Regions from separate parts of the Mus musculus genome. Here all the other regions are linked to region 4. A link is a loop called in an ENCODE intact Hi-C map of the cell type or tissue named here. Cell type or tissue: heart. All regions are shown on one strand.

Region 1 (8,000 bases), 340 kb after region 4:
TGAAGTGGAGCTAATCACTCTTTGTTGACATTCGTTTCCTGAACTTGATAGTTACTGTGGCGGATCCACCTTCTTTTCACAAAGCCAGCAGGGGTTAGGCAGGGTTTGCAACCTGTGGCTTCTGACTGGTTTGGGGTCATAGATCAGATATCCTGCATACCAGATATTTACATTACGATTCATAACAGTAGCACAATGACATCTATGAAGTAGCAACAAAAATAATTTTATGGCTGGAGGTCACCACAGCATGAGGGACTGTATTAAAGGGTCACAGCATTACGGAGGTGGAGAACCTCTGAGTTAGGGGATGTTGAATCTGTAATTTACTCTCAGTCACTGGGACGAGCACTGCGCGAGCAGAGGTGGGGTGGCAGGAGACAGACAGATAGATGGACAGATGTCAGAGCTAAGCAAACTTGGAGAGATGTTAGCATTGTGAATTGAGTGAAGAGCACAAAAGAACACTTTAGATTGTTTAACAGTGAGTGTGCATGCAGTGTGTGTGTGTGTCCATGTGTGTTTTCGTGTGGGGGTACATGTGCACACATGTGCACATGAGGAAACCAGAAGTGGATGTCAGGGGTCTTCCTCTACCATTCTCCGCCCCATTATTATTAGTTTTTGAGAGCTTGAAGTTGTCAGAATGGAATATTACTTAACAAAAGGAATTGATAGAGGCTAGGGCACAGCTCATGAGTGTCTAACATGTATGAAGCCCGGCCTCAACCCCCAGCACCGTGTACAGCACCATCAAAGTCCAGTACTCGGGTGATGGAGGTGGAAGGGTCAGAAGTTCAAGGCCATCCTCAGCTATGAAGTGAGTTGGAGGGTTACAAAAACAACCTTGCCTCAAAAATGGGAGGGTGGGCTGAGGTGAGGGCAAACATGTCATGCATACTGGCAGTAGCTGTTACTGGAAGCTGGAGTGTCCCTCAGGAAGGCTGTGTAGGGACTGGGAGAGTCTCATGATTCATTCCCAACACCCACACAACCCTGTCTGGGCTGGCAGGGACAGAAGTTCCTTCTCAGGACAGGTGCATGGTGGCCACCAGAGGGCGCCCTCCTAGAACTGCATTAGGTGCCAGACCACATAGCTGTGCCATTCGATGGCTGCACTTTTCAGGAAACCCAGATGCCACACATACTTGCCTTTTCTTTGTGGACAGGCTGGATGAGTCACGTTTTTCAGAAGGCTGCAGACCTGCCAGCTGCCGGGATCTGGAAAGCTCCAGCCGTAGCCAGTGAGCACAGGGCCCAGTGAGGCCGGCAGGCCAAGGCTGGGTGAGCTGTGGCCTCCGAGGAGGGAGCTGTGCCTGGGGAACGGGCCAGCCAGGGTAAATCTTGTAGTGTTGGGCATTGAGCAAATCCATGCTAAGTTGAATCCTGGCATCTGAAGACACGCTCAGGTTGTTGGTCCAAGCCCCTGTGAACAGCGCATGCACGTTTCCTGTGTGCATGTCCCGTGTGCCCACCTGCAGACCTGCCTTTTCCCAGGTGGCACATACAGCCTCCTCCCCTCATTCATTCAATTTCTAGCTGTGTTTAAGCCCTGCCTCAGTTTGTCTTACTGTCCCTTCTTCCTGAGTGCACACTGGCATTGGGCCATTGGGTCTAATACTTGACGAAGCAAGGAAGCAACCCTTGTGGCTGCTGGAGGGTCCTTCTAGGAGCATTCCACAGGGGCTGCAGGAGGAGAGGCGGCCTGGCTCCCAGTTAGCTGTGCCTGTTCACGGCTCGCTGGTTTCTTGGAGAAGCACCGCATTCCTCCCAAAGACTTCTCCATCAAGGGAAGACGTGTGCCAGGGTGCCCTCCTGTCACCCTGTCACAAGCTTCCTCTTTACAGGTTCTTCCTCTGGCGATACTTCACAGAGGCTAGTGATCCCCACTCTCTGTCTCTCCAGTGTCTGAACCCATGCCCAGGCCCCATGGAGTCCTCTGAAAGCTAACAGCAAAAATGCACCATCAGAGACCCACAGTGATGACCCAGGTACACACCAAACACATGCTATGGAAGGAAGCATGCCAGGGCTCCTGTCAGGGAAAGGTGTACAAGTGTCCATTACCAATGTGCTGCTGCTACTGGACTGTAGGGCGAGGCTCCTGTCTCTCAAGTGTCAGGAGGAACCCAATGGATCTGTCACCAAGGCCCAGTGACATGGCCCCACAGCCACTTAATGTCCTCTATACTATGTGTGTTCTCTCACCTACTCCTTGCTCTTCCATTTCCCAGGGGTCACGGATCCTGCTGAGAGATGCCCCGCCTTCTCGGTGGGGCTGGTGGGGCTGTAGCGGTCAGGCCTTGGGAAATGTCCGGCTTGGGTACAGTTCCTATGGCTGCCATTCCTTTTGAGCAGCCATTGTTCAGGTTCCATCCTCCACTGGGCACCTTTGGCTGGTCTACATTGTCTTCCTTCCTTCCTTCCTTCCTTCCTTCCTTCCTTCCTTCCTTCTTCCCTTCCTTCCTCTCTCTCTCTCTCTCTCTCTCTCTCTCTCTCTTTCTTTCTTTCTTTCTTTCTTTCTTAACTCTCCCACGCAGGGAGGTAGGCAGGGCTTTGTTTCTAATCTCTAGGACTCTCAGGCTCCCGTGGTTCCATCTCCACTCTTTACCCTCACAGCCACAGAACCACGTGACTGTAACCATCTAAGTCTGGACTAAGCCCATCTGTTTTCAGCGCACACAAGTTCCACTTCCCTGCAGGACCCTGAGAGGCAGGGGATGAGAGAGGTGTCTTCAGGAGAAGGTGCTGGAGCTGGTGCAGAGCTGTGAGTCTAGACCCTGGGGCTAGAGGAGCGAACTTACTCCAGTTTATAAAGCCTTAGCCCGTTGGTTCCTGCTCTGTGGCCCTTTGGTCCACATAGGCTGCCCCACTGCCCCGAGTTTGTTCTGCAGGGCAAGCCGGGGCAGGGCCCCCTCAGTCCCGGGAAAGCCCTTGGCGTGTAAATTGTAGACTTGCAGACTCCAAACTGAAGCCTTGAAAACTGGGGTGTACTCCTCCCCTGCACTGCACGAAACCTTCAGCGTTTTATGGGAAAACAGACTTTTATTTGAAAAATAAACTCCCAGTTGCTGGGCTATAAAAGAAGGGCTGTCTGGGTTCCAATGCCGCAGTGGTGTGAAAGGGGCTGAAGTCTTAAGTTAAATAAACTTCTCTGCAAGCTCATTTGAATTTCAAAGGCTGTGAAGGCACACACTCTGATAAAGAGCCACACTCAGAGCAAGCGGGTGGGGGTGGGGGGGATGTCCAGTCCCTCTACTTAGTCTTCCTGGAAGATCTGGAGCACTGTAACCACACACAGCAATGACATTCCTTTGGTGGTCTGTACATCTGACTTCGGTCAAGACTGAGCAAGGAAAGATACTTCTCCATCTCTGGCCAGAGTGCATCTTGCCAGTCCCACTCTCCACACCCTAGCCAGACTCAACTGGCAGGCCTTTCAAACTCATCTCTACGTCTCTGACCATCTGGGGTTGTATTTTCCAGACTGCAATCACTCTCTCCACCCAGATCATAAAAATCAGCGGTCTTATCTGATAAAGCATGCTAAAATCAGAGACAACGAAGAGATTCCAGAGGAAATCCCGTGTCATGAGAAGGGGGTTCTATGCTGGATGACAACATCGTGTGTGTGTGTGTGTGTGTGTGTGTGTGTGTGTGTGTGTTCACAAGGCAGAGGGGGGCAGGGGCAGGGATGGGGAAGGGAATGTGTGTACAGGGGTGTAACTGTGGTATCTGGAGGCCATCATCTCAGCCGTCCTTCAGGCTCCATCCACCTTGCTTTTTGAGACAGTCTCTCACTAAATTAGTTGAGGTTGGCTGGCCAGCAAGTCCTAGAGGTCCTCTGGTCTCCTCCCAGCCTCCTCTCCTCCCAGGCTGCTACCACACTCACCTAGATTTTTTTTACCTTGGTTCTGGGACTTGAACTCAGACTCCCAGCACACAGAACTGAATCACCCCCCAAGCTCTCCAATGTATCTCTTACTGCAAACAGCAGTTAAGAATTCAAACGAGCAGCAGGGAAGCCGCTGGCTTCATTTGCATGACTTGTTCGCAGGTTTTCAAGTATCCCACAGATGCAAATAGCCCAGGGGCCAGGGTGTGTTCTCCATCTTTTGATTTCCACCTGTCTTGCTGAGGGCTGTGTTAATCTGAGGGCTGGAACAGCCTTTGTGTAATCAGAAGAGGTGGAACCCAGGACAGAGATTTTTTTATTCCTTTTTTTTTTCCTAGTGGGACAAAGATAAGGCCCCAAAGCAGTTCCATCAGCAACGTCAGTGTGCTATTAAGACAAGATTCTGTGTATTGCTCAGTGGGGCTGGAGGAGCTGACCCAATGTTTCCATCTCAGGTCCCAGTGCCACTGCCACACCATGCATCATCAGCTGCTACTTGTTTTCATGCTAGCTGTAAAGTCTATCTTAGTCTAAACCTCAGTCAGGACGATTCTGATCTGCAGGAGAAGGGAAAGGAACAAGAGGAGCTGAGTTCTTGGTCTCAGCCCAACAGAGCGCAGAAGGCAACAGGCCTCCAGGTTACAGTGCCTTCCACTGTCAGCCCTGAGGCTAGAGCTCTGCTGTGGGTGGCCCTCCATGCACTAACTGGGACTGGCCGGATGGTGGCGGTAGAGTGGGTGAGACGGGAAGAGCTGAGAGAAGAGTCAAGCCCAGCGCGTGGTTTCCAAAGAGAGGAGCGAGAGAAGCCAGTCAGGAGGCAACAGACTGCAGAGGGATTTGTGGTAAGAGTTCAGCTCACACACAGGAGGACGGCTTAAGCCAAGCATAGTTAAGCAAGAGTTTCTAGAGGAAAACAAGCCTGAAGTGACGTCCCCAGGGAGGCTGGAGCCCATTGGCTTGATGTCAGGTCTGTTTCAGTGGCTCTCGGATGGCCCTCAGTCCCAGCTGTAGTCTGAGCAGCAGCCACACAAGCTTATGCAAAGGGCACACCCTTCCTCTGGCTTTCCCAACCATTCATTTAAAGAGCCCTGGGCTCCACCATTGAGGCCCCACCTTCCTGACCTCACCTGTAGCTAGCTGGCTAGCTCTTTTCCTCAGGACTGGAAAAAAATGCCCTGCATTCTCCTGCCTGGCACGCCATCTTTGGGCTGTCCAGCAGAGCCCTCTCTGACTCCTTCCCATCAGAGAGGCTGCCCCTGACTCCCCTACACCTAGCACCCCGTCACCCTTCTGATTTTCTTCCCAGCACTTGACACAGCATGGTGATGCCTTGGCCACGTATGTCCCGCTTGCCTCCAGGATGGCAGGGATCAGCTTGTTTGCTGTGGCCTGCCCAGTGCCAGAGGTGTGAACCTTCCTTTTGGCCTCCTGATTCTGCTAGGACGAGACACGTGCAGGGACGGTTCCTGCTTTTTTCTCACAGCAGCGCCTGCTCAAGGTTCAGCATGTGAGGCTATAGCACCCCCTAGTGGCCACAGTACCAAAAAGCCAGGAAAAATGTAAGCAACTGATGGGACAGGCCCAGGACAACGGGACCCCAGCTATGCTCTCTCATTTTACACACCCCCACACTGTGTGAGTGAAATTAGATGTAAGAAAAGATCCAGAAAACAAAGGTGGAAAGGAGGCCAGTAGTAAAGGCATCGCTCCTTGAATGTGGTGAAGACTTAGATGGTGCAGTGGCTGCCCCAAGTGGTTAAATGTAGCACAAGACATCTCAGCTCATCTCAGATGACAGGATGAACTTTTTAGGGCTAAGTAGACAACCAACTTGACGAAGTGCTTGCTGTGCATGCATGAGAACTCGAGCTTGATACCCACATGTAGGGTGCACTGCAATCTCAGAGCTCAGAGGGGGGAGATGGGGAACCCCTGGGACTCAATGGCCAACCAGAAACACCACGTGGGAGCTCCAGGCCAATGAAAAGAACCCATCTCAGAAGATGAGGTGGACAATAACTGAAGAATGATATCTAAAGTTTACCTCTGGCCTCCATATGTGTGTATACACACAGACACAGGCATGTACGCACACATGTACACATGCACACACATGTGTCACAGATACATACACGTCACAATAACACATCATACACAAGTCATTCTCACATACATGTACACACATAAGTCAAAGATACATACATGTCACATAAACATGTCACATACAAATCACTTTCACACTCAGATACACATGTAATACACTCAACACATACATCACACATGTCACATAGACACACATACATGCATATGCACACAGACATGTCACACATACACACACACACTCAAAGATGAACTTTTTAAGAGATAAACTAAGGTGGGAGGGGAGGCTCAGAGAACCCAGAAGTGTGTAAGAGGAGACTTGGGCCTAATGTCTTCCCCTCTACAAGTCTAGCTGATGAGTTTGCCTGGCTAGTCCCTTCACCAAAGGACTTTGCCCAGCCAGCTGATATACTTACCAAGGCCTCCTGATCTCTGCCTGGATACTTGTCTGGCTCCACCCAGTGTCTTGTGTGAGAGAGCAGAGCACGGCCTCCATATCAGTGACCATTTTCGCACTGCTGTGTTTCGTTTCTAATGAGGAAAGGACAGCTTGTGTTCCCATGCTCCTCTCTGCCCCTCTAACCCCGGCTTTGGAAGGTCATCATGTGGGAGAACAGTATACCTTGTCCACAGCTCACCTGGGGCAAGATAGGAGAATGCATGCTGACGCTGATGGTGTGTCTACAGAAACACATGGCTTCAATGCAGTAAGGACACTTTTTATAAAAGTACTGAAGTCAGCAGACAGACTGAATGAAGCCACTCAGAATCATTTTGCTTACTGTCTGCTCAGCTACTTTGTATGTCAGTCTTTGTCCCTTGTTCTGGAAACCATGTCCGTTCAGCGGATGCCCTCATAGGCTTTGTCGAGAAAGCATCTACTCCGCAAATATCCAGGAAACGTCTGACCTCACTGTGAAGCAGATTCTGGCCCATGAAAGATGGACTTGGTCAAGTCGGCTCTACCTCAGGCGAGATATGAGGAAGAGCACAGCTATCCATGGCTGTCAGGGTCTGTCACCACCTGTGCTAAGGGACATACTGTGCACATGATGGACTTCGGGTAACAAAGGGCCTAGGGTAGGAGGAAAGAAGGCAAGAAGAATGTCATCTGTAGCTGAGGGCAGCATGGCCCAGCTCAGTCAGGAAATGACTCTTGTGTTTCATGCAGTAAGAAAGCTTAGCAGCCTGATAGCAGTGATGTGTGTACCATGCTGCAGCACACACAGGCTGGGCACAGGGAAGGTATGTGTAGCCCTCTGGGGCCCTGTAAAAGAGACACCACCAAGGACATGGCGTTACTGAACTCAGGTCAGCAGTTTGAAGGCCAGGACAAGCAGTTCACTGCTTCCCAAGAGAAAATTCCCGGGGCTGTGGCTGTGGGAGAGAGGCCGACTTTGCTGGGCACCTGCTTACTTCACGAGCAGCCTGCTGCCGCCACCAAGCTTTGTGTGATGGCTTATTTTTTGTTGACTTGACAGGGCTTAGCAACACCTAGGAGATGGGGAGGCACACCTTGGGTGTCTCTTGGGTTTCCAGAGAGGATGAACACACACTCACACACTCTCTATCTCTATCTCTCTCTCTTTCTGTGTGTGTGTGTGTGTGTGTGTGTGTGTAGAGGTACTGTAACACATGCACTGTAACTCACATTCTTTGTGACCTGGAGGAAGCCAGTTGTCTTCTGTGCTGAGGGCTGAAGCTCGGGCCAATGGGGTGTGTGCGAAAATGACTACTATGTTAAGGACAATCAAACCCGGCAGCAAACAGGACAGACGTGCATACAAAACAGGCGATTCTCTCAACAGCTCAGAGGGGACCCCAGGGGCCAGCTCCAGGAAGACTAGTGACCCAGTTAGAATCATGAGGTCAAACAAGATATATCCCCCAAATTAACACTGCACAAACCAGCAGAACTTTACCAAACCAATGAAAAGCATCTACTCACTTGCTACCTGTTGCCATTTTTGTGCCTGTGAGAAGAAAGCCCCACGACTCAGGACCC
Region 2 (8,000 bases), 110 kb after region 4:
TGAATAGAACACAACACCTTGATGTAACAACACGAGGTATTTTAATGGCTCCGGGTCGAAACGTATCTCACACAGGAGACAGTGGGTTCGACCATGAGGCTTGGAAGGTTTTTATAGAAAAGGAGTGGGGCTGGGGGAGGAATTGGCGCGGTTTCACATGATTGGTCCAGTTAAACATCAGCAGCCTGTTAACATTTAACTTAGGTCAGAGGGGTGGGAGATAGAGAGGTGATGGGCCTGCCCGGGCATGTCCTGGTCTGTTCTGCTATGTTCTCAGCCCCAGGTTTCAAAGCTCACAAACAACTCTTTGGGCTATTTGACATACATTACATGAATCACAGGTCTCAAGTTTTATTTCCTTTCATAATCAAGACAGTCTCTCCCAGGTCTGCCCAGAGGCTTGTCTCCCAAGTGAGTTTAGATCCTATCCAGTTGACAGTATTAACCACTATCCCACAGGTAAGAGCTTTGTCCTGAGCCAGCTCTGTAGCCTGGAAGTTTTATAGTACACCTTAACCCAGATGACTTTGTGCAGGTGTGAGTGCAGTGCCCACGGAGGCCAGAAGAGGGCGTCAGATCCTCTGGAGCTGGGGTTACAGGCGTTTGTGAGCCAGCTGGTGTGGCTGCTGGGAGCCCAGCTCCCCTCTCTGCTCGTCTCTTAGTGAGTAAGAGCTCAGTTGAAAGGTTTCTAAGGGAGCCTCCCCACCTCCTCCTTCCCACCTTTACCACAGTGAGGTTCTAGGGCAGCTCCTCCCACACAGGCTTTGTTTATGGTTACAATCTGATAAGGGAAAACCATGACTCTGAAAGGTTAGCTGAAGTGTTAAGACATGCCTTTTACAGTAAATGGCTCTTCTTGTAAGGTTCCTAGAAAATTGCAGGTTTATAGCTGGGGAGGACAAAGATACTAATTGTGAGTCTTGAGGTAGTAATCAAGTTTCTTTAGGCCTTGGTATACGGGCAGGTTCACTGCTGTCTTAGACCTCTCTCCCTCTCTCCCTCTCTCCCTCTCTCCCTCTCTCCCTCTCTCCCTCTCTCCCTCTCTCCTTCTCTCCCTCTCTCCCTCTCTCTGAAAGGAATGTTGTCTCTGTTAGCAGCCTTCAGGAAATGTTAAAGGTGCTGGAATTCTTGCTTCTCAGCTGTCGGGAGACCTCCACCAGACTCCAGTCCTGGCGGCCCCAATCCCTTCCTATGGCCACACAATTTCCCCTCTCTCCTGCCTCGTGCTGCTGTACATTAAAGACACGTTCCAACAAACCCAGCAGGGACCTGTGGGCACTGGATTCTGTTTCTTAGAAGAAGAATGCAGCTTCCTTGTGGGTGACTCGGTGCTCTTTTTGAGGACACTGTTCTCGGAGTGTGTCCAGGCTGGCCTTAGGCTGTCAGTCATGCTCTCTGGAGGTAGAGAGCCATGGGTGGAGCAGGCAGCCTACATCCCAAGTACAAGAAGACCCAGCTCTTGCAGGCTGAGGCAGGACAATGAGAATTCAAAGCCAGCCTGGGCTGTATACAGTAAGCACAGGACCACACAGCAAACTGTCTCAGCAAGGGACCTAAAGTCAGGACAGGGTCTCTGTACAGACCTGGTTAAGACAACGCTTATCTCTTAAGCCTCCATACACACCTTAGAAATATTCACTCTGTTTTTATGAGTCTCCCTAATAAGAGCTCACATGTCAGTAAAACATATTGAATGTTTGCCTGAGGTATATGTGTGCTCACCAGGTGCCCGTAAAAACTAGAAAGAGGAAGGATGTGGAAGCCCTGGGGCTAGAGTTACAGATGGTTGTGAGCCACCATGTGGGTGCTAGGAATCGAACCCAGGTCCCCTGGAAGCTCTTAACCACTGAGCCATCTCCACAGCCCTCCCATTATCTTCTTGTGTAAACCCATTCTCCTGAAAGGCCAGCCTGAGAAGAACACAGGGATTTGTTCCTGTGGTTGAAGAATGGCACTGGTGGGGCGGTGAACTGTGCACAGACAGCCTGGTCTCCGGTAGAGCACAGGCCTTGAATCCTGGTGACCCTAAGGGACAGCGGGTTGTTTGGCCACGCCCTCTGGGCCCCTGGCTCCTGTCACAGCTACAGACTCCCGTAGCCCCCTGCAGAGAGGTGTGTGTGGCCATCAGTCATGGAGGCAATGTCCAAGTTCCTGGTATTCGGTCTGGACTCCATCCCCACAGTTACCTGGCAACAGCTAGGATGGCCCAGCCCACTATAAAAGGGGCTGCTTGCCCCCTCCTCTCTCTCTTATCTCTTGTTCTTACTCTCACCTCTTCCCTCCTTCTCCCCCTCTCCCCCCCCCCACGTGTCCATGGCTACCCTCTGCTTCTCTACTCTCTCCTTTTCGCTGCCTTTCTACAATAAATGCCTTAAAACCATGGACTGCCTCTTCCCATCAGGATCGGCTCTGCTGGAGCAATGGAGCGGGTTTCCCTCTACCGATCCAAGTGTCTAACCTCCCACCAGGAAGCCTTGCTGTGCTCCAGCCACGCCGGCCGCCAGCAGCCAAACCAAGTCGCCCGCAGAGCTAGCCGCCTGAGCTAGTCAGACTCTCTCCTCCCCACAGTAACCTGCCAGAGCTCTCCTTCCTGCCCCCTTTCCTTCAAGCCCCCGGCCACTTCTGCCCGAGGGTTCCCACTTTGTTCTCAGCTCTTCCTCGACATACAGTGGCGTCAGTGCCCAGCGGTCTGTAGTGCCCGAGAGTTGGAGCCCAGCTCTGGCAGTTCGGCGGGGACCCCAGACTATGCCCTTTCCCACCCCTGGAGCAGGATCCCACCGCTTCCCACAGTCCAACGCCCGCTGGGCAGTTCTGTGGGGTTGCACGCAGTCAAATGCCCCATGTCCGCCCCACCCAGTGGCCCTAACCCTGAGCAGACGTGGGACCCCCTTTTTTTTTTTGCCCCACAGGCACCCACTGTTGTAATATTTGTGTGAATATGTTCTGCTCTTCCTTGCCTCCCCCTGGTCGCTGCTACAGGACAGCCCCCCTGGAACTATTCATAATTTTCCTGTGTTCACAGTTTGCTTTTCCTACAATTCAGATAGGAAGGCTGCTGTAGCTAAGTTACCTTTCAGACTGGGTTTTGTTTTTTGCTTTTTTTCCCTGAGACAGGATCTCACCTATCCTAGATTGGCATCAAACAAGCTATAAAGCAGAACTCCTGATCCTCCTGCCTCTACCACCAGAGTGCTGGGATTACAGGTCTGGGCCAGCACACCAGACCAGACTGGCTTCTTTCACTAAGCAACAAGCTTTAAGGTTATCATGTGGGGCTGGAGAGATGGCTCAGTGGTTAAGAGCACAGACTATTCCCAGCACCCACAGCAGGCAGCTCACAACTGCCTGCAACTTCAGCTCCAGGTGATGGGATACCCCTCTGACCTCTGCCCATAAGTAATAATTAAGATTTGAAAAATAAAATGGCATAAAAGAGATTATAGTGTCTTTTGGCCAAGTGGTGCATTTCTTTTTAGCATTGAATAACCTTCCATTATCTGCCTAGGACATTGCTTCTTGGTGCAGTTTCTGCTGCCGTAATGCAAAGCCTGAATGTGGATAGTTTATAAAGAGCAGAGATTTGTGTCCTGGAGTCCGAGGCTCCTAGAAGGCTCAGGTCAGGAGGGCAGCCTGGGTCTAGGTGTCTTGGGGCAGAAGCCTGCAACCCAGCAGTGCAAGTAGCAACCAGGTGGTGTTTTCTTTGAGTTAACTGAGGTCGGACAGGAATGAAGAGCACCTAACACAAGGTTGCTCAGCGTGGGCCCAGGGCCCTGCGGTCTGGGGATCTACCCTGCGATCCTGAGAGCCCCACCTGGGCATTTCCACCCAGAGCCATCGGGGAGGGCATGCACGAACGAATGAACAAAAATGGGCTGGCACTCGTAAGCCTGCCACCAGGATCGGGCTCTAGAAGGCCAGCCTGTTTGAGCTAGCTGGGAGAGGTGTCTAGCTATGATCACCCATGTGTCCCCCAGTTCCTGCTCTGCCCTACTCTAGCGTAGGGACATGAGCTTGAGTGTTTCTCCCAAGTCAGGGATCAGACATCTGCAGAAAGGGACCTGTCAGGGGAGGGAAGTCAGAACCGCGATTTTGGAGGACAGGGTTTATGAAATGACGGATGCTGAAGCCTGCCCCCTTATGGTCATATCAGTAACTACATCCTAGGGAAATTATTATTTGTTTGTTTTCGAGACAGGGTTTCTCTGTGTAGCCCTGGCTGTCCTGGAACTCACCTCGTAGACCAGGCTGGCCTCGAATTCAGAAATCCGCCTGCCTCTGCCTCCCGAGTTCTGGGATTAAAGGCGTGCGCCACCACCACCCAGCTCCTAAGGAAATTATTAAGCACCATTGTGGGAGGCTACCAAAGTCTGTCTGTCTTATAGACTGTCTGTCCCTCATTTCCTCCATACCTCCTTTCTCTCTTTCTTTTTGAGACAGGGTCTCACCACGTAGCACTGGGTGGCCTGGAACTCCTTATATAGAATAGGCCTGGTCGGCCTAAACAGTGGTTCTCAACCGTCCTAATGTTGCCAGCCTTTATTTAATACTCATGCTGTGTTGACCCCAATCATACATTTTTTTGTTTCTACTTCATAACTACAGTTTTGCTACAGTTATAAGTTATAATGCAAATATCTGTTTTTTGATAGTCTTAGGCCACCCCTTGAAACAATCGGTTGATCCCCACAAGGGTAAGAACCACTGGCTGTGCGTTTGCGGCAGGGGTCCTTGGGGATCCCTTCTTATTTCTGTGTCTCTAAGGAATACATTTAGACATCTTGGGCTTTAATTTGCACTTCAGGCACAGATTCTGAAGTCAGCCTGAGAGTCCTTGTCAGATGAAGTGTAAACAGATGCAGCAGAGAGAACTGAAGAGGCAAGATCTAAAAGAAGGGCTTGAATGGATAAAGCCTGTGTCCTCACCAGCACCAGGCTGGGGTGCTGAGAGCTATTATTAGCCATTGAGGCAGAGGCGGGAGTTCTGCATTTAAATCCTCCCTCCCCCACTGGCTTGCTGTGTGACCAAAGGCAAGCAGCTCTGCGATGAGTTCTCCACACCCGTAAGGTGGGGCTAACAATCCACTCCTCCCAGGATCGTTGAGCAAATCAGTGAGTGAGTGTACCTTAAGTCCTGGTTGATGCCCAGCCACAGAGAACACCGTAGGAGCCTGAGGTGGTGGCACATGCCTTTAGTGCAGCTCGTGGGAGGCAGAGGCTCCAGGTTCACAGAAAGACTCCGTCTCAAAAAATAAGAACAATGAAGGAAGACATTTGATGTTAACTGCTGGTCCTTACACAAAAACACACAGGTAAACAGGGATGCATGCATGTTCATGTGAGATCACGCACACACACACACACACACACACACACACGTGTGCGCACACACTTTACTCAATATGCTGGGCAACTTTCACTGGCTTCCACACCAAAACTGAAACTGCACTATTCAACATGAAGTTCCCATTAACCCTTCCTGCAGTTCCCCACCCCACACTTTTATTTATTTATTTTTTGTTTGTTTGTTTTTTGTTTTTTTGAGACAGGGTCTCTCTGTACAGCCCTGGCTGTCCTGGAACTCACTTTGTAGACCAGGCTGGCCTCAAACTCAGAAATCTACCTGCTTCTGCCTCCCAAGTGCTGGGATTAAAGGCATGCGCCACCACTGCCCAGCCACACTTTTATTTTTATTTTGCTTTTTGAGACAGTTTCTCTGTGTAACAGTTCTGACTGTCTTGAAACTTAATCTGTAGAATTTGTAGTGTAAGCTGGCCAGAGATCTGCCTGCCTCTGCCTTCTGAGTGCTGGGATTAAAGGCATGAGCCACCATATCTGGCCTCTTTCTTTCTTTCTTTCTTCTTTTTAAGTATTTTATTCATTTATTTTATGTATATTAGTACACTGTAGCTCTACAGAGGGTTGTGAGCCTTTATGTGGCTGTTGGGAATTGAATTTAGGACCAAAGATTTATTTATTATTATAAATAAGTACAGTGTTGCTGTCTTCAGACACACCAGAAGAGGGCATCAGATCTCATTATGGGTGGTTGTGAGCCACCATGTGGTTGCTGGGATTTGAACTCAGGACCTTTGGAAGAGCAGTCAGTGCTCTTACCCGTTGAGCCGTCTTGCCAGCTTTCTCTCTCTCTCTCTTGATTTTCTAAAACAGGGTTTCTCTGTGTAGCCCTGAATGTCTTGGGACTCTTTGTAGATGAGGCTGACCTCAAAGGTGTTGGATTAAAGGCATAAACCACAACCACTAGCCTTGTGGCTGGCTTAGTCACAGAGGACATTATCTTCCAAATCAAGAGATATCCACAATTTCTCTTTTTGAAGACTGAGTAGTGTTCCACATATGTAGATCCTTCTTACATGTCATGAGAAATGCCAAGGCAGGAGTCAGAGGCAGAGAACTACAGAGGAATGCTACTTACTGGCTTGTTGACATGCTTGCTCACCTTCAGTTGTCTTTCTTACAGCCCAGGCCCACCTGCCTAGAAATAGGACCGACCATAGTGGGCTGGGATGTACCACATCTATTTAGCCATCAAAAAAAAATATATATATATATTGCATAGACATGCCCACAGGCTGGGAACAATCCCTCAGTTGAGGACCCCTCTTCCCAGGTGTATCAAGTTGACCAACATGAGCCATCGCAGGTGGCTCCCAGGTCTGATGTCCTGTGATATGAGTCCTCTGTGAACATGAGAGGATATCTCAGGGAGCCCTGTGACCCTGTGGAACATCAAACAAGAGTAATGGTGAAATAAAACTATCCCAGGTTGCATCCCACTCTCATTTAGCATCCCAGACTGTCACTAAACGCATCAGAGAAAGAAGTACACAAGAAGGAGCCCAGATGGAAGAAGTGGGATTTGAGAGACAATAGCTCAGACAGTGATAAAATATGCTGGCCACAACTGCCTGGTGGCAGTCTCTCTAAAAACAGAATAGTGTGTTCTTATAAAAGGGAAAATTAAAACTATGGAGCTTAATAAATAGTGTTGCAAGCTCTTTTTTAGTGTCTGCTGCTTGGGGGTGTGAAAGTCGGGGTTTTGTGTGTGCGTGGCAATGCTCCCCGCTGAGCTATAAACCCAGTCTCTGCAATAACTGTGTTTTTCAGTGCATAGTTAACCATGAATGATAGAAATGTGAGGGTCACCACAGCATGGACTGGATTCCAAATGTTCAGAGGGAAAGGAGACTTTATAGATGTCTTCACCAGCCAAATAGAATGTTAGAAAGAGGAAGCAGTGAAAGCAAGCAAGCAAACAACAGACCCCAGGGCCAGTGAAAGGCATCACAGGAAAGGCCCCTGCCCCCAAGCCTGACCTCCTGCGGCGGACTGAATGAGCCTGAACCCCACAGGTTCATCTGTTGGATATTTGGTTCCCAGGTGTTAGAACTGCTTGGGAAAGATTAGGAGGTGTGGCTGGGCGTGGTGGGGGAGGCAGAGGCAGGCGGATTTCTGAGTTCGAGGCCAGCCTGGTCTACAAAGTGAGTTCCAGGACAGCCAGGGCTATACAGAGAAACCTTGTCTCAAAAAAAAAAAAAAAAAAAAGTTTAGGAGGTGTGGTCTTGTTGGAGGAGATGTGCCACTGGAGGTGTGCTTTGAGGCTTCAAAAGCCAATACCATTCCCATTTAACTCTCTTTACCTCATGATTGTGGAACAAGATGTAAGCTCACAGCTACCGCTTCAGTGTCATGCCTGCCTGCCTGTCTGCTGCCGTGTTCCCTGAAATACCATCACTGGATGGACCCTAGCTAACATTCTGAAACCGTAAGCCCCAAATAAGTACTTACTTTTCTAAGTTTCCTTGTTCGTGGATCTCTGTTGTGGGATATTTGATCATGGTGTGAACCCCAAAATTGCGTTATTTCCTGGAAAAACTGTTTCTAGTTGTAACATAGCTCAGTCTTTAGCACACGCCTTTCATCCTTTGATTGGAACACAGACAAGCCCTTAGTACCCACCTCTAATACCAAACAATGAGGGT
Region 3 (8,000 bases), 77 kb after region 4:
TCAGCCATGAAGCTGGATTTTAAAACATGTCTCGTCTCACAGGTTATGTTAAAACCTCTACCGAGGTTTCTAGAGGGAAAAGGACACTTAGGGGTTAGCTCTGCTCTGAAGGCTTTCCAGCCAAGGAGTGGCCAAGCAGGACACAGCTGGAGATGGGGCAGAGGGAAGCCAGGGAAAGGAGTGGACAGAGACTAGTGCATCACCCTGGTATGGGCTGAGGAGTAGGGAGAGGCACACCACAGCCATGGCTAGGCATCAGTATGGGCTTCAAAGGGAAAGTTTTCCCCTGTGGTCTGACCAGGCCTGATAAACAATGCCTTCAGATCCCTGACCAGCAAGGGGTCTGAGGAACACGGAGATGGCTCTAAGAAGGCCCAGTTTTCCAAACCGCAGCATGGAGACAGAAATGGGAGAAGCATGTACCACACTAAAGGCTCTCTCATCTTCGTTCCATCGACCCCCTGGATGGACTTCAGATAAACTGCACAGCTGCCCACAGGCTCTGCAGTGAGAAGCTTGTTTTTCTTCTTCCTGACCAAAAGCAGATTTTACTGACAGATTAGCAAGCAGGGGGCTGGGGTGACAGGGAGGTCACCCAGGAATGCAAAGCTGTGTGAAACACTGACTCGCCCTAATGAGGCGCCTCTGTTCCTGGGAGCTGGGAGAGAGGCAAATTCAAGAGGAGTCCCTGCAACTGGCTTTGGCAAGGTAGGGCAGTGGGTGCCATCTGGCTCCCAGGAGGAAGCCCCTCCCCCATTAGAGCAGACTATTATCCCCCACCCCAGTGCCTCTGTGGACACTGAGGCACAGGGCAGTGAAGTGGTAACTTCTAGCTCTGGAAAGTTAGCTATGCCAAATGATGTTGTGCTGGGGCACACAGGTGAAAGGATGTCTTGTTACAGCAAACACGTGAAAGACTGATTTCCTGAAGCAGACACGGGTGAAAGGATGTGTGATGGAGAAGTATAAATAAGACCCCACAGACAGTGGGAGAGGAGCACTGAGCCTTCATTTGGTTTGCTCTGCCTCACTATTCTTCACTAAAGACATGCATTTATTGGTTCTCCTTTCATACTGTTGTTGAGCTCAACTTGTGGTAATGCTGTCATTGAGAGAAACTCACCCAAGAACTGCTCATAAGGTTCCTGCAGCAGCTTGCTTGCCTCCACAGCCTCACTGTAGGCTGGTTGGTGAGCCTGGCGGTTTTTTCAGGATTGAACTACAGCTGCCTGGTGTCTGCGTGCTGAAAGGACTGGACTGCAGCTGCTGGTTTGTGCCTGGTATCTGCCTGCCTAGAGGGCTGCTCTGCAGCTGCTGAGTTGTATTTGGTGTTTGTTATGGGACTGAACTGCTGTCCAAAAAGATCAAACTCGTTCCCAAAGAACCATTGCTGAACGGGTCCACCTCCTCCATATCCTAATACCTTTTCTCCTCCATACCTCTGCTGGGTGATGGGCTAGAAGAGAGAGGTGGAACCCTCATTAAAAGTGGGTTGCAAGCCGGGCGTGGTGGAGCACGCCTTTAATCCCAGCATGCGGGAGGCAGAGGCAGGCAGATTTCTGAGTTTGAGGCCAGCCTGGTCTACTGAGTGAGTTCCAGGACAGCCAGGGCTACACAGAGAAACCCTGTCTCAAAAAAAAAAAAAAAAAAAAAGTGGGTTGCAAAAAAGTGTATGGCTATAGGGTCACCCCTGAGTGAGAGTCCTGCTGTCACCCAGTTCTTCTCCCTGCTTCCCTCGAGTACATGGTCACTGACTGACACACACATCATAAAGCGCTTCACTTCACGTTGGGAGCACAGCTCCATGGCTGCATGCAAACTGCCATGCTGCAACAACTGTCCTCTCACAGGTCGCTGGGCTTCTTTAGTTGTGTTTGGTGTTGGCTTTTTTTAGACAGGGCCTCACTCCTGGCTGGCCTGGAACTTGCTATGTAGATCAAGTTGGCCTTGAACTTGCAGTGATCTACCTGCCTCTGCTTAGGGGGGGGGGGGGGCTTGAGTCACCACAGCTGGCTTGCGCTTTCACATATGTAGGGTGCGTGTAACAGATAGGTTTGCATTATTTCACAAAGAACAGGACTTTTGGTTTTCTCCCAAGCTCAAGTCAAATATCCTAATATATGCAAATGTGTTTCAGTGTAGGGGCAATGGGTCTGAATCCTGCTTGCTATGTCATACCAAGCAAGTTACTTAGCTGTCTTAGTCTAACCATCTCATTTGTCCAGGGGTGATAAGAAGCACGGGTGTCTCTGTATAGATCAAGTAAAACTGCATGAATTATATCTACTGAAGAGCCTGGTATAAAGTCAGCGCTCAATAAACACCCATAGTAATGCTATTCACAGTAAGCAAAAGAGTGTGAGACCCTTAGCCAGGGCCAGCTGGATTCTGCCCTCCTCTGATGTGTTAGGGGCTGGAGTGGATGGTTATGGAGGAGAAGGAAGGACAGACAGGGCCCTGTCTTCCTCCAGGAAGGCCTTACTCACTCATGGAAGCAAGCTGGCTGCAACTCTCCCACAAAGGGGTCTGCTCCTGTTCCTGAGCAACACGCAGGGTTGACTCGAAACAGACTCCCTTCCCAAGGGGTCCTTGGCCTAAGCCTCAAGGGGATGGAGGGTCCCTTGGGAGCTGTCAGTTTTCTGAGCTTTAGTGGCTTCTGGTGGAATGCAGTAGAGTCAGCAAGCCCTGGGGACTCATATGGCAGAGGATACGCCTGTGCTCTCTACCCAGAGGCTGCTTAACGTAGCTCTACCTAGAACAATCCTCTACTGTCCTGGGGTGACCCAGGGCCCTGAGTCATTCATCTTTGCCCTCTGCCTAGCCCCTGGTGACAGCATCACCTGTGTGAACGCAGTGATTTTTAATGATATTCTTTTTCTCATTTCCTTCGGTGTAGGGAGGTAGAGGAGGAAATGAGGCAGGAGAGGTGGGAGACACTGGTCAGGGAGGACCAGGGTCTACAGGCAGGGGCAGGGAAATAACCTGAGCCGCCATCTTATCTGGACAACCCCCCTCAAGGAGCCTTTCCTCTCTCAATGGGGAACAACGTTGGCATTCGAGGATGTGGACCCCTTTATCAGAAACCCCACTGCAGGGGTCTCCTCCGGTCTTCCATTCCCGGAAACGTGTTCTCCAGATTTACGCCCAGCCCCAAGGCGGACCGAATGTCTTGGAAAAGATCTGATGACAGGGAAGCTCTATAGAGTTGCTCCGGGAGCCGCGCAAAGGCGGAGGCTGAGTGATATCCTGCAGGGACAGTCGTTGTCTAGTGCCTCAGGACCCTGATAGCTTCTTCCAGGTCTCCATTCCCCGGATTCCAGGGGCATGACTCCGCCCTTCTCTATCACCTGGCCTCTCCCTCCCAAATCAGCCAGGACTCTTCCTCTTAGCCAGCCCCTCCCTTCCCCTGGCCTTCCTCTCCCCCACCCCCAGCTCCCCCACGCCTCTTTCCTCCTGCCCCGCCCCTCTTCTTCTCGCCCCCACCGCTTCCCAGCAAGCAAGCTTCCTCTTCTCCCCCACCCCGCCCTTCACCTTCACCCCCTTTCCCATCCCCATTTTTCATCCTCCTCCCACCCCCACCCCCGCCACCTCGCCCCTCCTCTCGGGCGTGGCCCCCTAGCAGGAGAAAACAGCCTGCCTGCGTCCTGCTCGCGGGCGCCCTCGTGTGGCCTTGGGCCCCGAGGCGGCTGCTGCTCTGGCTAGGCTTTGGCGGGGGAGGGAGTTAGTTGGCTTCCTTGCTCCAGCAGGCTTCCTTCCCCCTGCCGGGTTGGGGCCCGCCAGCCGGTGAGAGGCCTAGAAAGCACTCCGAGGCCCGCCAGCACTCCGCTTTCTGGATATTTATTGCCTCCGTGGGTCGCACGTACGCAGTTGGGACTAGAAGAAGTTGAGCACCCGGCGGAGCGACTGCACGCGTGCGCTGTGGGCCCCCCAGTCGGAGAAGCAGCGGTAGTCTCCTCTCTCCAACACGTACATGCGGCCGCGGTAGTTTGGCTCCTCATAGAGGACCCACCTGAAGGGCAGAGGAAGGGCGAGTCACCCGGAGGGAACCACACGAGGACGCTTCCCCGGCCCCGGCCCCGCCCCCGCCCCTCGGTCCTAGCTCCTCACTACCTTGATTGACGATATCTGATTCGGGCTTGGTGCTGGGGTTCGACAAGATGGGGACTGCCCAGTAATTGACCATCCCATGACAAAAGCGAGAGCGACTGGGGATGCACTATGCCCAGTCACCCACCAAAGGGCCATTTTTGCACAGAGTACCCAGCTCTTGACAGGACGCCTGACACAAACTGGGGACCGTTCCCACTGTGTATCCACTCAGCCAACAGCCGTGGCGGTGCCTGTGCTCTAGTACAAGTGGGCTGTGCTGCCTGCGTTGTACAGAGGATCTGGAGCTGGCAGGACAGGAGGTCTGACAAGAGCGCCCTTGTGTTGGGGGATTTGGGGGGAAGGTGTGTACCAGGCCCCTGTCCTTTACAACCCAGTGGACCAGGGAATCAGGAAGATTAACTGGGAAGATCGGATGGGTGGTCTCTTCCTGGGAACAGGCATAAGGAAAAGGTTCTTAATAAGTATAGAGGTGTAAATGTGGGACCCAGGGAGAGTCGTCGTGTGGACGCTCTCACTTGGGGCTCAGGTTTGGAGGCTGGCCTAAGGGAGCTAGGAAGTCGGGGAGGAGGAGCCGCCAGGCCTGCCTGCACCAGAGGGCTGTCTCTGTCTTTACCTCGGGCTCTCCCCTCCCCCTCTTTCACTAGAGTAGAAAACAGCTTTTCTCTGGGGCAGGACTCCCTCGGGCGTGCTCGGGTGCTCACGGCCTCTTGAGGAGATGGCTGAGATCCAGGTTGTAGTATTACTCTGACCTCTCTTCTCGGGGAACCTCCCTCCCGCGATGTGCCTAGGCAGTTCCTACTCAGTCCCAAACTTCTCAAATTCCCTCCCAGGGAGTGTCCTTGCCTTTCTGCTTGCAGACAGCTCAGCCGAGAGAGAGGGGGAGGGGGAGGGGGAGAGGGAGAAACTAAAGGTCACATAGCTCACTTCCTTTTCCTTAGCCCTTAGCTCTTCCACTCCAAGTCATCGTAGGCCCCTCCCTTCATCATCTTGACCCCTCAACTGGTAAATGGTACAATCTGACAGTAGGGTCAGGGATTGGAAACTAAGGGGTGTGTGTGTGGGGGGGTGTCATGCTAGGGACGAGCAGATCACTTCCTTACAACCACAGCCTTCCACCACATAGCTAGAGTCTCCAAGAGAGTGAGCCAGTCTCTATTCTGTACTGCCCTGAGCCATCTTGGAGCTCTTGTGGACATTCTGAAAGGAAAAGGGACCTGGCTGGTGTGACAGCTAATCCTGCGCATCCTTGCTCACCTAGCTGCAACTCTTAGAGGAAAGCAACAGAGAAGGGGTCTCTGGGGAGGCGGCTCAGCAGATAAGAGCACTGGCTGCTTGTCCAGAGCCAGGTTTGCTTCTCAGCACCCACACTGCAGCTCTCAACTGTCTGTAACTCCAGGTCCAGGAAATTTAATGCCTGCTTCTGACCCCACCGGGCATGCATGTGATGCACAGACATGCATGCAAGTAAGACAAATGTATGGAAATAAAAATCATTTTTAAAATTTAGAGGGGGGGGCGCTCAGTCTGTTGGAGTGTTGGGGGATGTCCCTGCTTTTCCTGACATGCCTCCTAGGACACAGGTATGAGGGACCGTTCACTCCTGAGCTGACATGGAACCCACAAGGAACAACACTCTTGGCACAGGGAGGTGGTTGAGGAGCCCTGCTTTACTGCTGGCCGGATCCCAGAAAGGGCACCAGGGACCCAGGGCATCACCGTTTTCGAAGCTACTTCTGCACAAGACTTATATCACATAAGAGTTAAGGTTATCAAAGATAAGAACACTCTGGATCCATCATCTTGGCCTCAACCTCCTGGCCACTGAGACTGGCTCCTCCCTGGAAAGTGGAGATTATATTCTCTTCCATCCAGTGTCCACTCCTGCCTTCCCTCCCTCAGGCTCCCAGGGTTGCTAGGAGGATTCTGTCTTGGGTCTCCTGACATCTCCCATACAAAAGTATGCCTCTGATCTCATGAGACACAACTTAGCCTGGGAATTTCTCAAGGCAAATTGTTTTGGACTCCTACCCCTGGACTCTCGGGTATCATCTGCTTGGGGGAGGGGGTCAGGTAAGATGGTAGCTAGGGCTCTGCTTTGAGCACATTTTGTCTCCCTTCATCCTTTCCTTGACCCCCTCCCCGAAGGGTTTGATCCTGAACCTCAGAAATTCCATGGGAGCTGATTCCCCACACCAACCCTGTGCAGGGAAGCTGGGATCCTGTGGGGCTCTTCTGCTGGGGGCGGGGGGAGGTTGAAGGGTACCCAGCTCTAGGGTAGAAGGGGCTCCCCTAGGCTGCAGTCCCAGCAGGGCTTCTGCTGTGGAAAGAAAGGCTCTGGAGTTGACTGCAGTCAGTTTGTGCTTCTATAAAATGGTGATGGCTTCTCCAGAATGGGCAGGGAAGATGGGAAGAGAGTGTTGAGTGTTGAGCCCCATCTGTGTGTGCACAGGCAGATAGTTCAGGCGAGGGCAGGAGAAACCCCAGGTGAGGGGCGCCTGCATGTGTACAATGGGCAGGTGCGCCAGGAAGCTGCCCCACAAGGCAAGCACCGGGTCTGACAGATGCCTTGGACTAGCGAAGACAGGCACAATTCCCAGACACTCTCATCCATCCTAGGAGAGCCCCTTGAAGCCCATCTCCAACAAGTTGGTGTGGGCTGTAAGCCACCAGGCAGAGAGGCCCAGGCCCAGGGTTATCCGAGCTGAGAAGATGGACCTTCTCTGAGCAGGTGACGCTGCTGTGTAAGTTGGCACCCCAGGAAGCTGGGGTTCTCGTGAGTCACCCACAGGGTCTGATGGCTATCCACCCTACCAAGCCTGTCTGGAAGCCCCAGCTGTACTCACGCTCCGTCCCCATACACCTTGATGGCGTTGACACAGCTCTTGGCCCAGCCCCGGCTCTGCAGGAAGGGGCAGTCCTCCACGAACTCTAGGCACTGGCCCGTGAAGTTGCAGCCCTCGAAGATGTCTATGCGGAAATGCTCTCCATGCTCCAGGACAGGTGGGGAAGAAAAGCAGTATTTCAAGTCTCCCCCATGCATGGGTGGAAAGGAAAGTGGGAGACTCCTGGCCCTGGGCTAGACTGGAGAAACAGTGAGTTCTCCCCATCCCAACACACACACACACACACACACACACACACATATACTGGTTTTTTCCCATGAGTCCATGAGATGTGGTGGAGAAAGGGTTCTATTACAACTAAGGACCCAAGATTCAGTGAGGGCAAGGCTGCCTAGAAACCAGCACACTAGTCAGAGCTGGGGGTCACTGGCTCCCCTCAGGCACTCAGCTTAGGGGGCTCATGCCCCAGTTTTGGCTTCTCACCCTCAGTTTCAGGCCATGAGCAGGCAGGCCTTCAATTTATAATATTTTTAAAGTGTAATAGAATCCTTTAGGAATGCTGCGCCAAGACAGCTAAAACAATGCCTCTCATTTGTTGAAGTCTCTACTGGCCCTAAGATTCACCATAATTCAATAGCACCAGTACATACTGTGTGACCCAGAGGACAGAGGGGGCTCTCTCACAACTGGCCAGGTGCCTGTGAAGCCTGGGATGTCTCTGACAAGAACAGTCTTCAGAAGACGGCTTGTATATTTTTCATATAAACAGCATTATGCAGAACCCAGAGCCAACCATTCCACCAACTCTCTCCGAATGCCTACATCCTCGCAGAGACGCTAGGAAAGCATTCTTTCAATCAAACGTGCCAGAGCCCAGCTGATTCTGTAACTGATATAGAAAAGAAAGCCCCCTCCCCCGTACAGAGTGGCGCCTACCCAGACGTCTCACGTATTAGCCAAAGTGAGGCATGTAGGATGCCCTGGCAGAGTGACTTGCCGATGAGAGCTGCCCACACTGGTCTGACCCACTTCCCACTCAGAAGGCAA
Region 4 (8,000 bases):
TGTAGAGCAGGCTGGCCTCGAACTCAGAGATCCACCGGAAAGATCCTGACAGAATGTAAAAGGACACAGAAGCCCTGAAATTGGCAAGATAGATGTCAGTGTTAGCAGAACTAGCTTCACTGATTTAGAAAAATAGAGGTGCACAATGCTCTGGCCACTCCTTGAACCTGTGTGTCTGCCAATGTTTTGACCGTTCCTTGACCCATGTGTGTGCCCACTGATGAAGCCCATTGCCAGGTGTTTGTGATATTGGTTGCTGAGAAAGAGTCAGAAAATCTCCCCAGCAAGCACAGCCAGGGCCAATCCTGAGTTGCTACACCTGCACCAGACTCTTTCCTTCCCATACCCATTTCTTGAGAATAGACATTGTTTAGATCTGGAAATCCCCTACTCTCCCCTTCTCCTTTCCCCACTGAGAGCCTATAAAAACTGGGACCTCTTTCCCCTCGAGGTCGACTCCTCTACCCCTGCGTGGGATATGAGTCGTCCCCAGAGCTCTGGCTTTCCCTGAATAAAGCCTCATGTGGTTTGCAACAAGCTCAGTCTATCGTGAGTTCTTGGGTGTCCGCTATTGTCCTGAGGCCTGAGTGAGGGGCTCCTTTCAGAGTCTTTCACACCTACCTCTGCCTCCTGATAGGACTAAAGGTGTGTGCCACAGCACCTGACTTGAGTATTTTCAAGAGGTAGGGTGTTGAAGGCCCTTGTGCTTGCACATAAGCACTAAGAAAACCAGGAATTTTAAACTCAGCAGATTGTCTCTTCAAAGGAAGAGATATATAACTTGGTTTTTGTTTGCTTGTTTGTTTGTTTTGCCCAGAATGCTGGGAGTGGAGGTGATTACTAGCCTTGTGATTTTTATACCATCTGTATGACTAAAACCATACTAGATCCTCCCTCAGACCCTTATGATGTCTGACACAGTCAATCTGTAGAACCCATCTTTGTGGAGGAGGTCATATGAATTTTGATAAGAGTTTAATGTAAACATTCCTTGAGTTTTATTGTACTGAGAGACCAGATCTTGGATTCAGACTCCATCTTAGAGAACCTGACCTAAGGTTGAACTCTCTAGCTCCAGTTTCCAGGTTACTCCCCAAGAAGCCAGTGTCTAGCACCAGTTTCCAGGTTACTCCCCAGCAAACCTGCTCCTCGAGGTTACAAGCCTGCCCCTTGCATTTCACTTCCTAACAACCACAAATCAGGAAGAAGAAGTTAAGTTTATGGTTTGGCTCCCAACACCAGCCAATTATTTTAAAGGGCAACAAAATTCCATAATAGCCCCCAATAAAATGTGTGACTGGCTAGAAATCCCCTTACTTGCTTGCCATTTCCTATAAAAACCTTGTTCCGTTGAGAGCTCAGGGTTTCACCTGTCCATTCTGCTGTGTCAGAGATGGTGGTGTGGCCCAAGCTGGAGCTTGAATAAAAAGATCCTAGTGTGATTGCACCAGAGCTGGCCTTGAATCTATCAGAGGGGGCTAAAGTGGCTGCACTGGGAGGCTATAGCCTCTAGAAGATGTTCCGGGCTCTGATCAGGAGATCTAGTGTCTGAATCTGGTGCTGGCCTTGGAGAGCTGTGAGTGCGGTTATTTCTAGTTATTTCTTGTTCCCTCCTGATAGAGAGGAGAGGACAAATTTTTCTTGTGTTTTTTGTTTTTGTGTGTTTTTTTTCCATGTGTGTGTGTGTGTGTGTGTGTGTGTGTTCTTGAGTTTCTCATTACAGAGAAACTTTGACCCTGACAGATGCTGACATGGGACAGGTGCCTTCAACTCCACTAAAATTGTTCCTTAGTCATTTTAAGGATGTTAACACTAAAGGACAGAATTTTTCTGTCATTATTAGGAAACATAAACTAACCACATTAGGGAGGTCAGAGCTGAGATTGGTCCAAGGGATCAAGAAAGTCATTTTCAAACCCAAGTTTGGCCTTCCAGACCAAATGCCCTGTGTGGTGGTCTGGCAAGACCTCCTTGAGGACATGCCCTCTTGGCTTAAACTTTTTCTCCCCAGACAACAGGCAGAAGTTTTTACCTTGGCTAGCCAAAAGTCCAAAGATATGGAGGAAGTGACAGGGGACCATCTGTCTCTTTCTGCACCATCCCTCTACCCAGTCCTCCAAGGAGGAATGGAGGAAGGTGTTATCTTTCCATCCCCACCATATTCAACTCCTCAGGCTGCCACAGGAAGCTTTGCCACAGGCATCCATACCATAGGTAGTGTGAGTGTGTGTGTGTGTGTGGGGGGGTACCTGCTGCAGGAACACAAAGCCACCAGGGGCTTCCTCCGGAGCCTGACTTGGCTGTCCCACACTTGTGTACTGTGGGGCTGGTCGATGATCAAGAAGCAAACCTCATTACTGTTATCCCTTTGCCACTGTATAACTGGAGAACTCAGAATTCCCTCATTTCAGACAACTCCTGAGATTTAATTAATCTCTTGGAAACAGTCCTTTTCACCCATCAGCCCACTTGGGATGATTGCCAACAGCTTTTGCAGGTTCTCTTCACCACAGAAGAGAGGAAGAGAATCTAGACAGAGGCCAGGAAACTGGTTCCTGGCCCCACAGGGGAACCCAGTAGTAACCAAGCAGCTATTGATGCTGGCTTTCCCTTATAACCCACCCAGATTGGGACTTTAATTGAAGATAAGGAGAGACTCTTGATCTTTTGGCAGATTTCAAGATGGCCACATGACAGCCCACTAATCTGGCCAAAGTATATGACATTAATCAAGGAGATAATGAGAACTCTGCAGCTTTCTTAGAGAGAGTCGTGGAGGTATTCTGACAATACACCACATGGACCCTGAATTACCAGAAACAAAAGCATTATTAGCTCTGGTCTTTATTAATCAGGCAGCACCAGATATCAAGAGAAAACTCCAGAGGGTTGAGAGGTTAGGAGAAAAGAGTCTGAGAGACTTAGTGATAGTGGCAGAGAAAGTGTTTAATGGAAGAGAAAGTTCAGAGGAGAAGCAGATAGAAAGAATGTAAGAAAGACAGGTGAAGAGCAGAGGTAACAGACTTTTGACCTGGAAAGATCCTGTTAGCAGCCATGACCAAACCAGAAGACCATAGGTGACGCCTAAAACAATTGGCTTCCAGAGAATGAGGTAAGGGGGACCTTAAGGATCGAGAACTCCCCCACTTGGGAAAGAGCCAATATAATTATTGTAAGGAGGACAGCCACTGGTCCAGAGAGTGCCCCAAGAAAAAGAAGCCTATTTAAACCACGGCCTTGCAAGATGGAAATGGAGATGAAGAATAGGGCGATGGGGTTCAGACCTCCTCCCTGAGCCCATGGTGATCGTAAAAGTGGAGAGGAAACACAGTGGAGTTGCTGAGGGTAAAGTTTCTTCAAAGAAACCCTGGGTCCAAGAGGCACAGGAATTCAACAATACTCATGGACTACCCAAAGAACTTAGGGGTGGGCAGGATAACCACTCATTCCTTGTTGTACTGGAATACCCCTACCCTCTATTGGGGAGAGATTTGTTGACAAAAAAATGAGGGCACAACTACATTTCTCCCCAGAAAGAGCCAAACTATTAGATTCAGAGGGGAAGCCTATTCATGTCCTAAACACTGCCCTAGCCGAAGAGTGCTGGTTTTTTGATTTTCTTCCCACATCAGAGGACGAAATTACTACTTGGCTAGATTGCTTCCCCAGTACTTGGGAAGAGGCAAGAGGAGTCAGGATGGCTCAACATTGGACCACAGTATGAACTGAGCTCAAGCCAGGGGTGGAACCTGTATGGGTCCAACAGTACCCCATATTCTGATTGCCAAGGAAGGCATTAAACCCCCATATTAGGAGGCTAATTAATGTGGGAATCCTGAGACCACCTTTTTTGGCCTGAAACATCCCCCTCCTACAAGTCAAGAAGCTCAGAACTGATGATTATAGACTGGAACAAGACTTAAGAGAGGTAATCCAATGTGTTCTGCATATCCACCCAACAGTCCCTAATCCCTATAGGTGCTATTCCTCCAGAGTGCTGGATTTAAAGGATGCTTTCTCTAGGCACCCAATAGCCAAGACATCTTTGCCTTTGAATGGCACAATCCATGGTGCAGGATTAGCAGACAGCCGACAACGATCCATCTGCCCCAAGGATTTAAAAACTCACCTACCATCTTTGATGAGTCCACCCATGAAGATTTGAGTGAGTACAGAACCCTGCACTCTAGCCTGATTCTCTTGCAATATGTGGATGACCTCCTGGTGGCAGCAGAGACCAAACAACAATGCCTGAAGGGAACCCAAGACCTCTTGCAGGCCCTGGGAAATATGGGCTACTGAGCCTCTGCTAAGAAAGCACAATTCTGCCAACCACAGGCGACCTGTTTAGGGTACGTATTAAACATAGGTCAGAGATGGCTCTCTGAGGCCAGGAAGGAATCTGTCCTTTGTCTCCCAACACCCAAGACTTCCTGCCAGGTAAGGAAATTCTTGGGGTCCACTGGATTCTGCAGAATATGGATATCAGGCTTTGCAGAAATAGCTAAACCACTCTATGAGGCTACCAATGGGCCTACTGAGAGCTTTATGTGGACAAAGAAACATTAGAAAGCCTTTTATGCCTTAAAGAAGACCTTAATTTCTGCATCAGCCTTGTTATTGTCAGATGTGACTAAGCCCTTTCATCTCTGCATAGACGAGAGATCTAGGGTAGCAAAAGGGGTATTGACTCAGACTCTTGGTCCCTGGTGTCAACCAGTGTCCTACCTCTGAAAGAAATTAGATCCAGTAGCCAGAGGCTGGCCCCCTTGCTTACACATCATCTTCACAATGGCTCTCCTGGTCAAGGATGCTGACAAACCGTCATTGGGTGCTGCTGCCACAGATCCAGACAAGACTGGACCACCATCTCCTTGGACCTGCATGGGACAATGAAGTTGTCTTCATCCAGACACTTCATCTGACTGAAGACTCCTAAGACACACACTAAGATCCACAACTGATAGTTAAGATCCACAGAACAGACTTGGGACCTTCCAGCTACAGATAAACTCTCTTGCCAAAGTCAAATGGCTACTGAACTTGGGGGAAATTACATGATAGTAAGGAAAACATGATGTCTATATAGATTAATCAAATGTTAGAAGAAACTTTCCAAGGTATGGCTTCCCTCGACTTATGGGATCAGATAATAGATCTGCTTTTGTGTGCCAGGTTAAGTCAGGGATTAGCAAATATTCTGGGGATTAAATGGAAACTTCATCATGCGTACTGATCCCAGAGCTCAGGACAGGTAGAAAAGATGAACAGGACCCTAAAAGAGACCTTAACTGATTTGACCATGGAGACTCTCCTTCCATTTGCCCTTTAGAGGGTATGAATCTCCCCATATCAGGTGGGACTTACCTCCTTTGAGGTCATGCTCTGTTCCCCCCGCCCCTCCCCCGCCCCATCATTCCTAACCTTCAGACAGGAGTCATCACTGAGTCAGATGACCACCAACTATTGGACGTCTTGAGGGTGTCCAGTAGGTCCATAAGCATATTTGGCCTAAACTCCATGCCCTCTATGAAACAGGTCCAGCTCTGGAGCCTCATTGATTCCAGCCTGGAGTCTGGATCTTAGTCAAGAGACACGGCCAAGGGATGCTAGAGCATCGTTGGAAAGGCCCCTATGTGATCATTCTGACTGTCCCCACCAGGCTGAAGGTGGATGGGATTGCAATGTGGATCCACCATACTCACGCCAGCATTGTAGACCTGTTTGCAGGTGAAGATCATCCAGACCTGCAGGTGAAGATCATCCAGACCAGCAGAGAGAAGGAAAATGGAAGGCTACCTAGCAAGCACCCTTCTAATCCTCTCAAGCTCAAACTATACCAATCCTGATGAGCCTCGTTACTGTATGTACTGCAAAGCCCAACCCCCATCAGCCCCCTACCTGGGCCATCATCAATACAGCCACAAAGAAGATTGCCAACTCCACTTCCTGGATTGCACCCCAGGGTACCTGGTTCCCCCATCTCAATGCCAACCTCTCTGATATTATGGGTAAAGAATGAGATAACAGTCGGGCTTGGTGGCGCACGCCTTTAATCCCAGCACTTGGGAGGCAGAGGCAGGCGGATTTCTGAGTTCGAGGCCAGCCTGGTCTACAGAGTGAGTTCCAGGACAGCCAGGGCTGCACAGAGAAACCCTGTTTCGAAAAACAAACAAACAAACAAACAAACAAACAAAAAAGAATGAGATACTGCTCCCCTTCGGGTGCAGCCCCTGCCAGATTATGGCTGCATCGCACAATTGGTGTGATGGCAGACTCGGCACTAAGCTTTTTATGTCTGCCCGGGACATTCCCAGGGCTGTGGCCAACACAATAAATATGGAGGCCATGAGACCTTCTCATGGGGTGTAGCATAGGGATGCTGAATCCTCTGGATAAATAAACTGAAAGCCCTCTAGTAAGGACCTCATCACTGTGATTAGGTTCAATACCCAGGCTGTGGGGAGAAAAGCAGTCCTCTTGTTATCAGATTCACAGATGATGGTAGGAAAGCTGACTGGACAGCCGGTAAGACATGGGGACTGAGACTTTATGTTTTTGGTAAAGATTCTGGAATCCTGTTCACTATTCGATTCTATGTTCAGACATCCCCCCATTGCTCTTGGCCCTAACATCCTGCTAGCTAAACTCCCACCTATACCACTTATGCAGGCTTGGAACAAGGCCCCAACCCAAGCCACAAGGACAATGCAAAGACTGAGTATTGATAGCCCTAAACCCCTCTGGAGTATGATGCTCCAGTTCTTTCAGGTCACCAATGCATCCACACCTGAATTGATTGACTCATGCTGACTATGCTATGAGATAAGACCACCCTACTTTGAAGGCATAGCCCTGATTGGAAACTTTACTGAAACTGAAAACCCCAGTGAATGCATATGACAACAAGGTGAGGCCAGGCTGACCTTATAGTATGTAGACGGTCAGGACACCTGTATAGAAACAGTCCCTGAGAACTACAGCTACTCCTGTAGCCAGACCTATAGGATGAATCTAGACAATGATAAATATCTATTACCACACACCTGGGCATTGTGGGTACGAACTGCAGGCTTACCCCGTGTGTTCATGGGTCTATACTATAACAGGACAAGGAATTCTGTGTACTTGTACGTAACTACTCAGGATCACCTATCACACAGATGACTAAATCCTAGATTTTCTAGGTGGAACCTCAGGTTTAGGTGGAACCACAAGAGCCAAGGGAGAACCAATCTCAGTTGTAACCCTGGCAGTTCTCACAGGACTGGGCGGCTAGCACCAGAACTGGGGTAGCTTCCTTGATGTTGCAAAACAAACATTATGATGGTCTAAGAGAGGCCATAGACACAGATATAGAGAGATTAGAGAAAGGGCTCTTTCTCCTCTAAGATTCTCTGGGCTCCCTGGAAGAGGTAGCACTCCAAAATAGAGGGGCCTGGACCTCCTGTTTATGCAACAAGGAGGGCTATGTGCATCCCTCAAAGAATGCTGTTTTTATGCTGACTACTCTAGAATAGTCAGAGTTGATGGCCAAAGTTAGAGAAGGCCTGGCCAAGAGGTAAAGAGAAAGAACAGGTACAAAGCTGGTTCAAATCATGGTTCAACAGTGTCCCATGGCTGACCACGTGATATCCACCCTACTGGGCCCCCTGCTCATTCTACTTCTGCTCCTCACCTTTGGGTCGTACATTCTAAACAGACTGGTCCAGTTCATGAAAGAAAGACTCGGGACTATTCAGCTTAGGGTCATGAGGAGTCACTATTACTCCCTCCAAAATCTAGACAATGAATCCATGATTGGGCCTTCTGGTTACCAGAAAATGAGAGACCAGATTTTGGATTCAGACTCCATCTTAGAGAACCTGACCTAAGGTTGAACTCTCTAGCACCAGTTTCCAGGTTACTCCTCAAGAAGCCAGTGTCTAGCACCAGTTTCCAGGTTACTCCCCAAGAAGCCAGTGTCTAGCACCAGTTTCCAGGTTACTCCCCAACAAACC

The links. A loop is a pair of places that touch in the nucleus more often than their neighbours do. Peaks named below come from ENCODE experiments on the same cell type or tissue, not always from the same donor. Only the 100,000 strongest peaks of a DNase experiment are listed, where the experiment ranks them.
Region 1: it touches region 4 in a loop (8-fold over the local background); 25 of 42 quality-filtered maps call a loop at or near these places.
Region 2: a loop joins it to region 4, with 6 times the contacts of the local background. A loop is called at or near these places in 27 of 42 quality-filtered maps.
Region 3: it touches region 4 in a loop (5-fold over the local background); 19 of 42 quality-filtered maps call a loop at or near these places.

Annotation. Positions count from the first base shown.
Region 1 is chr5:25,005,917-25,013,916 of GRCm38, forward strand. All of the region lies in intron 3 of Prkag2 (protein kinase, AMP-activated, gamma 2 non-catalytic subunit), which reads right to left. Among named protein-coding and RNA genes, the nearest start is that of 1500035N22Rik, 24 kb to the left of the region's middle. In heart, CTCF peaks have their summits at 1,056 (motif pointing right), 4,606 (motif pointing right), 5,424 (motif pointing left) and 5,625; DNase peaks (open chromatin) are centred at 1,155, 4,765 and 5,305; H3K4me3 peaks cover 916 bases; H3K27ac peaks cover 4,006 bases.
Region 2 is chr5:24,776,266-24,784,265 of GRCm38, forward strand. All of the region lies in intron 1 of Gm33591 (a long non-coding RNA gene), which reads left to right. Among named protein-coding and RNA genes, the nearest start is that of Crygn, 22 kb to the left of the region's middle. In heart, a CTCF peak has its summit at 4,139 (motif pointing left); no DNase peak of the experiment used is centred here; H3K4me3 peaks cover 961 bases; H3K27ac peaks cover 2,889 bases; H3K27me3 peaks cover 734 bases.
Region 3 is chr5:24,747,181-24,755,180 of GRCm38, forward strand. Crygn (crystallin, gamma N) reads right to left here. Exons shown (of 4, transcript NM_153076.3): 3 at 6,954-7,099; 4 at 3,822-4,009. The coding sequence ends at 3,874. Among named protein-coding and RNA genes, the nearest start is that of Gm33591, 5.9 kb to the right of the region's middle. In heart, a CTCF peak has its summit at 3,697 (motif pointing left); DNase peaks (open chromatin) are centred at 2,731, 3,681, 4,291 and 4,801; H3K4me3 peaks cover 3,025 bases; H3K27ac peaks cover 5,162 bases.
Region 4 is chr5:24,670,198-24,678,197 of GRCm38, forward strand. No RefSeq gene overlaps it. Among named protein-coding and RNA genes, the nearest start is that of Nub1, 12 kb to the right of the region's middle. In heart, a CTCF peak has its summit at 4,223 (motif pointing right); a DNase peak (open chromatin) is centred at 4,244; H3K27me3 peaks cover 691 bases.